4 separate regions of the Homo sapiens genome follow, and all the other regions are linked to region 1. Evidence: chromatin contacts called from ENCODE Hi-C or POLR2A ChIA-PET data. All regions are on one chromosome and are shown on one strand. The core of a region is the stretch at or near the end of the contact, and the rest is flanking DNA. Distances in the headings are between cores, read along the strand shown.

Evidence for each region. A loop is a pair of places that touch in the nucleus more often than their neighbours do. ChIA-PET counts read pairs that join two places held with the same protein, here RNA polymerase II (POLR2A). Pooled maps may share reads with other maps.
Region 2: a pooled map shows a loop between it and region 1 (2.5-fold over the local background). The contact joins the promoter of DUSP16 here to the enhancer-like site in region 1. A Hi-C loop is called at or near these places in 1 of 50 pooled maps. POLR2A ChIA-PET finds 5 or more read pairs at or near these places in 2 of 52 experiments (HEK293 and activated B cell).
Region 3: a loop to region 1 is called in a map with no recorded cell type, with 15 times the contacts of the local background. The contact joins the promoter of HEBP1 here to the enhancer-like site in region 1. A Hi-C loop is called at or near these places in 3 of 168 maps with a recorded cell type or tissue (HepG2, IMR-90 and PC-9), 1 of 37 single-sample maps with no recorded cell type and 3 of 50 pooled maps.
Region 4: a loop to region 1 is called in a pooled map, with 4 times the contacts of the local background. The contact joins the promoter of GSG1 here to the enhancer-like site in region 1. A Hi-C loop is called at or near these places in 5 of 168 maps with a recorded cell type or tissue (CD4-positive, alpha-beta T cell, CD8-positive, alpha-beta T cell, PC-9 and 2 more), 3 of 37 single-sample maps with no recorded cell type and 11 of 50 pooled maps. POLR2A ChIA-PET finds 5 or more read pairs at or near these places in 1 of 52 experiments (activated CD8-positive, alpha-beta memory T cell).

The regions. Positions count from the first base shown.
Region 1 is chr12:14,155,997-14,158,539 of GRCh38, forward strand. No RefSeq gene overlaps it. Among named protein-coding and RNA genes, the nearest start is that of GRIN2B, 180 kb to the left of the region's middle. Within about 2 kb of position 1,280, at least 2 of the 41 ENCODE cell types and tissues checked have a DNase peak (open chromatin) inside an H3K27ac peak, as active enhancers do.
Region 2 is chr12:12,561,613-12,564,155 of GRCh38, forward strand. It overlaps DUSP16 (dual specificity phosphatase 16), which reads right to left and starts at 1,251. Exons shown (of 7, transcript NM_030640.3): 1 at 505-1,251. RefSeq lists silencers at 151-350, 371-490, 521-600, 1,051-1,560.
Region 3 is chr12:12,998,985-13,001,527 of GRCh38, forward strand. It overlaps HEBP1 (heme binding protein 1), which reads right to left and starts at 1,281. Exons shown (of 4, transcript NM_015987.5): 1 at 1,053-1,281. The coding sequence starts at 1,130. All of the region lies in intron 2 of GPRC5D-AS1 (GPRC5D and HEBP1 antisense RNA 1), which reads left to right. It also overlaps the pseudogene HTR7P1. RefSeq lists silencers at 1,146-1,295, 1,346-1,465, 2,226-2,375.
Region 4 is chr12:13,102,388-13,104,930 of GRCh38, forward strand. It overlaps GSG1 (germ cell associated 1), which reads right to left and starts at 1,280. Exons shown (of 7, transcript NM_001080555.4): 1 at 1,078-1,280. The coding sequence starts at 1,125. It overlaps LOC105369666 (a long non-coding RNA gene), which reads left to right. Exons shown (of 2, transcript XR_931369.3): 2 at 1-59.

The DNA.
Region 1 (2,543 bases), core at 30-2,529:
ATCAACCTAGGTGCCCATCAATGGTGGATCAGATAAAGAAAATGTGGTACATATACACCATGGAATGAATACTACACAGCCATGAAAAAGAATGAAATCATGTCCTTTGCAGCAACATGGTTGGAGCTGGAGGTCATTATCCTGAGTGAATTAATGCAGGAACAGAAAACCAAATACCACTTGTTCTCACTTATTGGTGGGAACTAAACATTGAGCACACACGGACAAACATGGACACTGTGGACTACTAGAGAGGGGAGGCAAGGGAAGAGTGGTGTGTGAGTTGAAAAACTACCTATTGGCTACTATGCTCACAACCTGGGTTCAAACCTGCACATGCACCCTCCACATTTAAAATAAAAGTTAAAATTTAAAAATTAAATAATGCAAACATATAGGAAGAAGGAGGAGGAGGAGGAAGAGGAAGAAGAGGAGGAGGAAGAGGAGGAAGAAAAAGAAGGAGAAGGAGGAGGAGGAGGAGAAGAAGCCACCGCCTAAGGCCACTGGGCTTGCTGACCTGCCCCAGAGCAAGAGAAGGAGCACCAAGGAGCAGGACTCAGGGGTATAGCTCGATGGGGGAGGGGCACAGATGATTCCCTTGGGTCTCTGTTTCCTGAGGCATGCAGAAGATGGATTCTACAATTTGCTGCAGACCCTCAGTAGGGAACCTTGGAGGACAGATGTCCTCAATACCAATGCCAACAGAGCACCTGGGATGGAGCCTTATCAGGAGCATCTAAAGTCATTCCCAGTACTACCAGTGGCAAACCACTACCCTTCAAGCAACCAGCCAGACAGTGAGAATGATTAAAAGAAACGTGGGGAGGTGCCACCATCTGCATCCCTCAGCCTTGTTCCTGACTCAGTCTCAGGGAGGTAAGCAATGGAGGAAGGAGGGAGATGGAAAGAGCAGGTGATGACAGCCACCCTGTTGACCTAAAGAAAGAAATAAAGGCACAATTAACATAGAGAGTTTATTTGCGCCAAGGTTGAGGATGGCTACCTGGGACACACATTTAAGCTGCCTTGAGGAGTGCTTCTATTTAGTCTTTGTTACAAGCAGGTTTTTAAAGGCAAAAGGGGAGAAGGAGTGGGCAGATACAAAGTTGTTAGACAGGAATTCTCACTGATTTATGGAATTAACATTGGTTAGTGATTGGCTTTACGTTGTTGAACTACAGTGTATGAGTTATGATGTCCAGTGCAATGCATTTTATGGCTACTTGGCATCAGTTACTCTAGAGCCCACAGAGCAGGTGGCTTTAAGATGAAATGATTTAGCTCAAAGGGAAGTGAAACATGACTGCTGTCACACACTGTCACAATTCAATGCTTCACTGGGCCTGATAATTAAAGAGGGTTCACTCCCTTCCTCTAGGCCCCTGAAACCTGAACTGGAGAGAGGAGTGAGAGAGCTTTGAATTAAGCATCAGACAGATGTTTGTTATGATTTGAATGTATGCATCCCTCCAAAATTCATATGTTAGCAGCTAATACACAAGGTGATGGTATTAGAAAGTGGGGCCATCGGAGGGTGATTAAGTCATAAGGACTTCACCTTTATGAATGAGATTTTGTGCTTACAAAAGGGCTTGAGGAAGTGAGTTTGCCCCTTCTTCTCTTCTGCTATGTGAGGACATAGAGTTTGTCCTCATCAAAAGATGCAGCAACAGGGCACCATCTTGAAAGCAGAGAGAGAAATTTTACCAGACATCAAATCTGAGAGATTTGTTTGGTGTTACGTATAGATGATGTCTGGTAATTAATGAGACAACAGAATGTTGTAGGATTTGCTGTCTTGGCTACTGTAACTCATACTACACATCTACAAGACTGTTGTTTAAATAAAATGTAGATAATTAATTCTCAATTTGCTTATAAACTGAGTAATGTTGTACTATAATGTGAACCCAAGAACATGTTGGAAAACATCCACTGAAAAATATATAACACTAAGAAAATTGCTGTGATAACAAACCTACAATTCTGGCCAAATAGAGCAGATATGTTGTTATTTGTGGTAAATCTAATAAAGCAGGTTATTTGAGCTTATTTGTGTTGCTACTGTAGAAAGTAGAATCTCCACTCTCTCAAAAATGTTTAACCAGTATATACAAAGTAATTCGTCACCAAAAGCAACTGTCTTATTTTAATATTCAAATTTTCTGCTTGTTTCTCCTTTACTAAATTTAAAACTCTTTATTGAATACATTCTCAGAGCAATTCTACTTTCTACCAAATCTGCCAGCAACTTGGTCTTGGACTTCCCAGCCTCCAGAACTGCGAAAAATATATTTCTTTTTCCGTTTTTCTTTTTTCTTCTTTCTTTTTTGAGATGGAGTCTTGCTCTGTCAGCAAGCTGGAGTGCAGTGGCGTGATCTCGGCTCACTGCAACCTCCACCTCCTGGGTTCAAGCGATTCTCCTGCCTCAGCTTCCCGAATAACTGGGACTACAGGCACGTGACACTATCCCCAGCTAATTTGTGTATTTTTTAGTAGAGATGGGGTTTCACCATGTTGGCCAGGATGGCCTCAATCTCTTG
Region 2 (2,543 bases), core at 1-2,500, 1.6 Mb before region 1:
CCGTCACCACCCAGGTGGCCTCGCTGCTTACACCAAAGGCGAACTGGGGATAATGGGAACAGTCAGGCCAGGGCCCCACTTGGCAGGCGTGTTGTGTAACAGTCGCGCCTGGAAGTGAGCAGCTTCGCCCGCAAAGGTGCCGCGTCCCGCGGCGGCCGCTCCTCTCGGCGGGGCCCGGTCCAAGCGCCGCGCAGCGGCCGGGAGCGCACCCACTGCGACCCCGCGCCCGGCCGCACGCCCCCTTCCCGCTCCGGCCAGCCTCCGGCCAGGCCTACACCCCCGCTTCAAACGCTCCTGCGGCCCCCGGCCGCGGTCGCCCCCACGCCGCCTCCCGAAAGGGTGGCCGGTACGCCCGGGAAGGCAGAGACGGCGGGGCTGGAGCGCGGCGCCCGGCACCGGGAGTCGGGGCGCGCTGCGGAGCGTCCATGCGGCCGGGCGGGAGGGCGCCCCGGGCCCCGCACCCTCCCGCCCGCACACCCCGCGCGGCCCGCCAAGGCCACTTACTTTTGGGGCCGCCGACCTCCCAATTCCCTCAGAGGGAAACGAAAGTTGTCACGGCGTCTCCCCTCGGGCCCCCCTCGCCTCCCGGACTTGCGAGGCGCCGCCGCGGAGCCGAGAGGGCGGCTGCGCTCCCGCTCGCGTCCCGTCCCGTCGCTCTCCTCCTCCTCTTCTTTTCAGTATATTATCTTCTCCTTCTCTGAGGGGTGGGTTGGGGCGGGAGGCTTAGGAAGAGAGGAGACGCTCGCAACTTTTCTTCACTCTTTCTCTTCCACCCTCCCCCCCATCAGCCTTCAAAAAAAATGTCGAAAGAGATGAAGAACTTAGGGAGGTAAAGGTGGGGGGCCGCGTTGTGAAAGTGGGGGTTGGGGGGGAGAGAGAGGTGGTAATAATCGTTTAAAAACTGATTAAAGCCCCCCAAACACTGATACATAGAAAGAGGGGGAAAGGCGGGGGGGTGGGGTGGGGGGTTGGGGGAAAGAGAAAGAGTCGCTGGTCAGGAAACTTCAAGCGCGGATGAGGTCATTGGTTTAAAAATAAAGAGATGGCGTCACTTGAAACCAATCCCAGTGAATGAACTCAGCGGAGCCCCGGGGAAAGGAGGAGACAGGCGAGGGCAGGGCGGTGGGCGCCGGGCGGGGCCGCGCGCTCGCCCATCCCGCGGCCGCCCGAGCCCGGAGCGCGGCTCCGCGCCTCGTTCCGGCCGCTCGGGGAGGGGTCAGGTCATGTTCCCTTCCAGAGTCCGGCGACTCTGAGGCAGGTTCCGCGGGCGCCGCTGGGAGGAGCCGGAGCTGCCGGAGGAGGCGGCCCCGCGGCCTCCTCCCCCACCTCTCCCTCCTCCTCCTCCTCCTCCCGCGCCCGCGCGCCCGCCCCCTACCCCCGGGCTCGCGGCCCCGACCCCCGGGCCGGGGTGTCCGCCTCCAGTGCTGCGCCCCAACAGGTATCGGAGGGTTTTCTCCCTCACCCAGACGCAGAACCTTTCCCTCCTCCTTGAGCTGTTTCCAGCTGCCTCACCAACGTCAAAAAACGCAAACACTGATTTGAGAGAATTACACTCGCTCTGTAAAAAGTCTGGCGAATGCAAAAGGCAAGGCTCTGCCATCTCTCAGGAGAGAAGTTACAGGTACTTCAAGAAAAATCACACTACTGTTGTCAGGCATTCAGCTATCTATATGTTTATGGTTGAAAGCCCCCACATAAATGTTCCTACATTACTTTACTTTGCTTATATTTACAAATACAAGGATAAGCAGCCTACATTTTCTTTAAAAATGTTTTCTACAGGAGGCAGCGCAGAAACATCTTTAAATAAGACCAGGGGTTAACCGCCTCTTGAGAGGTACAAAACCCTTGTTGATTTAACTCCACATACCTCGTGCATTTTATTATTTGAATTCATTAAAATGTCTGTTTTGAGATGACATTATGCACTTTGGAAAACGAGAGACCTGAGGTGGTGACAAACCAGGACTTGGAATCACTGAATAGGACAATCGGAGCTTTATTCCAATGTTCTTTGAGCATTTGAGCATGAAGCTGCTTCTACTGAGAAGTACTCACGTGGATATCACATAACAAAGATGTGATTAATGACGGAAAAGCACCCTGCGAGTGGACTGCTCCATGAGCCAGAATTTATGTGTAGGAATAATCTAACTCTTCAAATATTCCATTTACAATGTGCCGGATTGGGACACTAGACCCTAAAGGCACTGTTTGCTGTGGGATATCCATGTGCACCCTGCCTAAAGCACGTTTTTCCACTAGCAAAAGAACTGATAAGCAGGTTTGGGTGGGTTCGAAAGATAATACACCCCTGTTACTACTTTTCTGCCTTTAAGTCCTGCAACTAAAGGCATTCCTTATGATTGGTAATCATTGAAGGTTAGTGTTGCGGGGTATGGCCCTGGGAACTTCTGGCCCATCTTTTATAGGAGGGAAAAAAAAAGCCCATTTGAAGATGGGAGGCACCCTAGCACCTCTGGCAGTAGTAGGTAAAGCCTGAAGGCCACAGATGGAGAAGCAACTTTGAGCCTGTGCCTCTG
Region 3 (2,543 bases), core at 31-2,530, 1.2 Mb before region 1:
ATGCTCTTCTCTGTTGTGTGCACTCCTACACATCCCTGAGGCCCCAGCTCAGGACACTCCACTGAGGTCCCCATCATAGCCCCCTGGCAGAATTGACTGCCTCTGTGCTCCCTGCGTAGCGCATTTATATCTATTCTGCACAGATCTTGTTCTTTTACACAGTAGTCCCCCTTATCTATAGTAGATACCTTCCAAGCCCCCCAGTGGATACCTGAAACGGTGGACAAAACTGAACCCTGTATCTACTACGTTTTTTCCTATACATACATACCTATGATATAGTTTAACTTTATCAATTAGGCACAGTAAGAGATGAACAACAATAATAAAATAACAGCAATTATAACAATATGCCAGCATTGCTAAGCTTGCACTTTGGGGCCATTACTAAGTAAAATAAGGGTTACTTCAATACCGCCACGGTCGATCCGATCACCAAGCTAGCTACTAAGTGACTAAGGGCGGCTACTAGAGATAGGAGGCTGACCTTGGACAAAGGGGCATTCCGGTCCCAGGAATCAAGATTTCATCCTGCTACGCAGAATGGCCGGAAACTTAAAACTTAGGACTTCTGTATTTCTGGAATTTTCCATTTAATAGTTATGGACAAGAGCTGACCACAGGTAACTGAAATCGCGGATAAAGGGGGCTACTATCCGCAGTTCTCTAGTACTTGGGAGTTTCTTGCGACACTCATTTCTGCAACCGAGTGTCTCTCAACAAATCAAACTGTTCGGAATGTTTGGAATATTTTAAACGAAAGAATGCATTCAACAGGCAGTGCCCAACTCCCCAAGTTGGGATTCTCTCCTTGGATCAGTCTCTCCTGTTTACCCCCCTCCTCTCACCACCGGCTGCAGGGGGACCTCTCACTCCTTTCCTTCCCAGTCCAAATGCTGGGCGGTGGAGAGCCGCACTCGCGACAGACACCAGAACGCACCTTCGATAGCACATTCCTGCCCCACCTGCCCCTCAGCACCCGCTGCAGCCCCGACGAGGGTGGGGGTGGGAGGCAGCAATCCTTCAGGTCCTCGGCAGCCCTGCGGGCCTACCTTGTCCCCTTTGCTTAGGACCTGCCAAGGCCACGTCTCTACGCTTCCGAACAGCGAGTTCTTGATCATGCCCAACATGTTGTAGCCGAGACGCTCCCGACGCACGGGAGGACGTGAGGTGGCGGGGGCGACGGAGCACCACGGGCAGCGACCACCGGCGGCAGGGCGGCAGGGCGGCAGGGCGGCAGGGCGGCAGGGTGGCAGGGCGGCAAGGCGGCGGGACGGCGAGGCGGCGAGGCGAGAGGCGGGGCTAGAGGCAGGGGCCAGAGGGCGTGGCTAGAGGGCGGGGCGGCAATTCAGCCCGGCGGTGAGGCAAGGGGGCGGGACGGCGAGGTGAAGGGGCGGAGAGAGAGGGCGGGGCGGCGAGGCGAGGGGGCGGAGAGAGGGCGGGTCAGTGATGCGAAGGGCGGGCAGCAGGGCAGCAGTGCAGCAGTGCAGCAGTGCGGTGAGGCGAGGGTGCGAGGCGGCTAAGCAAGGGATGGGCCCGCCGTGGCGAGCCGCTGGGCCGTGTTCCGCCTCCTTTCGGGCTTTCCGCGGGTGTCTGGGGAGGGAACCCGGCCGCGGGCCTCAGGCCGTCCCCCTCCGCAGACCCCTTCTCTTATTCTGAGTCTAACCTATCCGCTGGGGCCCTGGAAAGCGATTCTCGCCTGGAGTGGCTTTAGGCAGCGGTGGTGGGGAACGTCCTCTCTCAGGTGCCTGGGCTCCAACCTCCGAGCCCCGGGTTGCTCACGCTTCTCCGGTCCTCTACCCGAAGGCTCGATCCCGCTGGTACAGCGGCGGCCAGGCTCCCTGTCTTGGTAGCTGTCCCTCTACCCCCGCCCCATGACCTCTTCTAGACCATTGAAAGAGCATCCAAACCACTTTCCTGCTGCCACTCTTTCCTACCATCCCTCTAAATCACAGTTTCCAGGTGACTTTTCTAAGCATGGCTTTTCTCGTTCACTCCTGTTCAAAAATCTTCTCACCAATTTTGTCACCATTTACTCAGCTGAGTGCCTGCTTTCTGTCAAGTATTTTACCAATAAATCTCTACTCCACACCACCGACAAGAAATATTTTGGAGCCATTTAAAAAGGAGGAAACGGAAGCTTCTGCCGCTGCCTGATCCTCCATTGCTCCGAGCCGCGCGGGTGCAGCGGGCTGTGGAGCCGCGGGCCGAGCCCCGCCGGAGCGCCCGAGAGCCCGCGCGTCCCGGGCGTCCGTCGGGGTCCGAGGTCCCTCCCTCAGGGAGTCCCCGCTCGGCAGCGCTCTCGCGTTTCACGCAGCGGCCGGGGATCTGGGACAGGCGGGGCCCCGAGGCCGAGCCTGGCGCTGCCCAGCGGCCGGTGCAGGCCTCAAGCTGGGCCGGGCGGAGGGGAACCGGCGAGTTGAAGCCCCGGGGCCGAAAGCCGGAGCCTGTGGCGGCCGCGGGGGTGGGGAGGGGGGTGGGGCGGCTTCTTGGGCAGCGCCACACGGCGGCGCAGTGATGGATGTTAACAGCAGCGGCCACCC
Region 4 (2,543 bases), core at 30-2,529, 1.1 Mb before region 1:
TCTGTGTCTCTCCTGGAAAACCACTGATAAAGAACAATAATAAAATTTATTCTAAGCCATGACTGGCTTTTTCTGTCATGTTCACATCCACTTCTTTGTCATCTATTCACTTGGGGCTGCTTCTGAATTAGGGAAGCTGCCTGAACCCACACTCCGATGGCTCTTCAGAACCACCAGCTCAGCTCTGCAGTCCCAGAAGTGCCTCTTAAGTTATCCTGTTCTTTCCTTTGAGATCCTAACTTCCAGCTGGTCAACAACATACCACATTGCTCCCTGTGTTGGAGTGTATGTACGTGTGTGTGTGTTTGTGTATGTGCTAGTTTGCTGGCTAATTGCAAGCTTCATTTTTCTCTCCTGAGAAAGGCAAGATATCTGAGAATGAACACCATTTGTTTTTTTAAGTAATCCTTAGAGCTGAAAGTTGGGAGGCTGGTCGTTTCTGAATGTAGGTCAAATGCTAAACAAGCCGCAACTTCTCTGCAGAGTGTGAGAGTCTTCCTGGTCTGGAAGGATCCCTGAAGATTCTGCTGGATTCTCTGAGACGAGAAAGAGCTTGACTGTGTGTTGTCCTTCCCAGTTCCAGATCAGAGCTGCCTTCCAGCAGGACCTTGGGGATGCCCCACTGTTCTCTGGCATAGAGCTTGATGTCTGCTCTTTCAGCTCACTGGGGTGACACACAGCTCTATTGTTGCCACCGCTACTGGGCCTTTACCAGGCTCCAGATTTTGGCAACGGGAATAATGCAGATGAAAGGAAAAAAGGAGAGGCATAGGGAGCCCTGGGAACAGAAAGGAGAAGGAAGATGATGAGACAAGGGAAGAAGAAATGGAAGTTTTAATGAAGGAAGATGAAAAGGTAATAGGCCAAGGTATGGACATACCAGTTTTATCTATGAAAACTGGGCTGAGTGACACATTTTCATTCCATTTTGTAGAACCCTATAGTGCATTTCCAAGCTCTTTACTGTGACCATGTGAAATACATGAAATTGATGAGTTAGTGTAACCTGTGTTACAAATCCAGCAGTAAAGATATGTGTATGAGATGTTCATGAGATTTCAAAATCACTGTACCTACCTCCTGGGTGAGGCAAACATTTTGAGTCAGTTGAGAGGGATCGCTCATTCACTCTTGCAGCGGGAAGGCAGAGAAGTTTCAGTTTATCTTCTGTTCTGTCTCAATCAGTTGGGTAGAATGAGTGTTTAGCGTGAGGATGAATCAGGTCCCCTCTTGCCAGCAGAGGGGTAAGGTGGTGTGTGGTGGATTGGAGAGGATGTCCTGAGGGCCAGACACCAGCCAGGGCGGGGTTGGGTGACCCGTGGGGTTTATTCTGTGATGTCACAACGGCAGTCAGGGGTCTCCCTGTTGCTCCCTCAGCCTCCTCCCATAAGGATTGGGGGGGGTCATGCTGGGTACCTACCAGTGGCTGGATGTCTTCTGAGGTCGTCCAGATCAGTGCTTATCTTATTGTGCATAAGATTCACCTGGGGAACTTAGTCAAGTGCAGATCCTGACTTAGTCAAGTGCAGAGTCTGGGATGGCTCTCACGTGAGTCCAGCCAGACCACACTGAGTTGTGAGACTCTAGACCAGTGCTGTCAAAGCAAAATGCAATGTGGGCAGCATATGTCATTTAAAATTTTCTGGTAGCCACATTAAAAAAAGTAAATTGGACACACATACTGTGATACAGCAATCATATGTTATACAATACTATGTTTAAAATGTAGCCCTCCCCACACAATAAAGTTGGGTTTAATGAAAAATATTTTATACTACTTTCATTTTAAAATTAAAATTTAGTGAATTCAAATTACATAAAATTAGAAATTCAGTTGCTCAGTTGCACTATCCATATCATAAGGGCTCCACAGCCACACATGGCAAGTAGCTACTGTATTGGATGGCACAACTCAAGGCCATTCCCTGAAAAGGTAACAATGTACAGAAATTACCATTCTAAAGGGCTAGTATCTGGAAACCCAGCAAACATTCACTAACATCATTTTAATGAATACATAATTAGTGTTTGGGGACTGTTAATATGGAGGCATAACTCTCGGAGACTGGAAGAGGGCCTCATCCAGGATTCCAGCTAACAGTCTGGATGGGGCCCTCTGCCCTGTGAAACCTGTCACACTCAGTCCTCCTCTGAGCTTTTGCCAGGGTTCCCCTCACTGGGATCCCTTCCTTCTCCTTGCTGCCCTGCCTAAATCTTACACAACCTCAGGGCACATGATTCCAGTCTCACTACCTTGTGGCTCTAGCCCTCCTTACTCCCCATTTCCTCTTTGCTCATACAGCATGCCTGCTTTGCTTTTGGTGTGTTAGTCTGTTTCTCTCGTGAAATTCTAAGCTGCTTGAGGACAGAATCTGGTTTTTTACTTCTATCGTGCTTAATATAGTGCCAAGGGCATAGTAGCTGCTCAAGAAATATTTATTATTTTATTTAATGACCTAAACTACCTAAGGAAGTATCTAAGAGAGAACATCGGATCTCGAAGTGCCAATAACTTCCCCAATGGAACAACATGCCTTATTTTT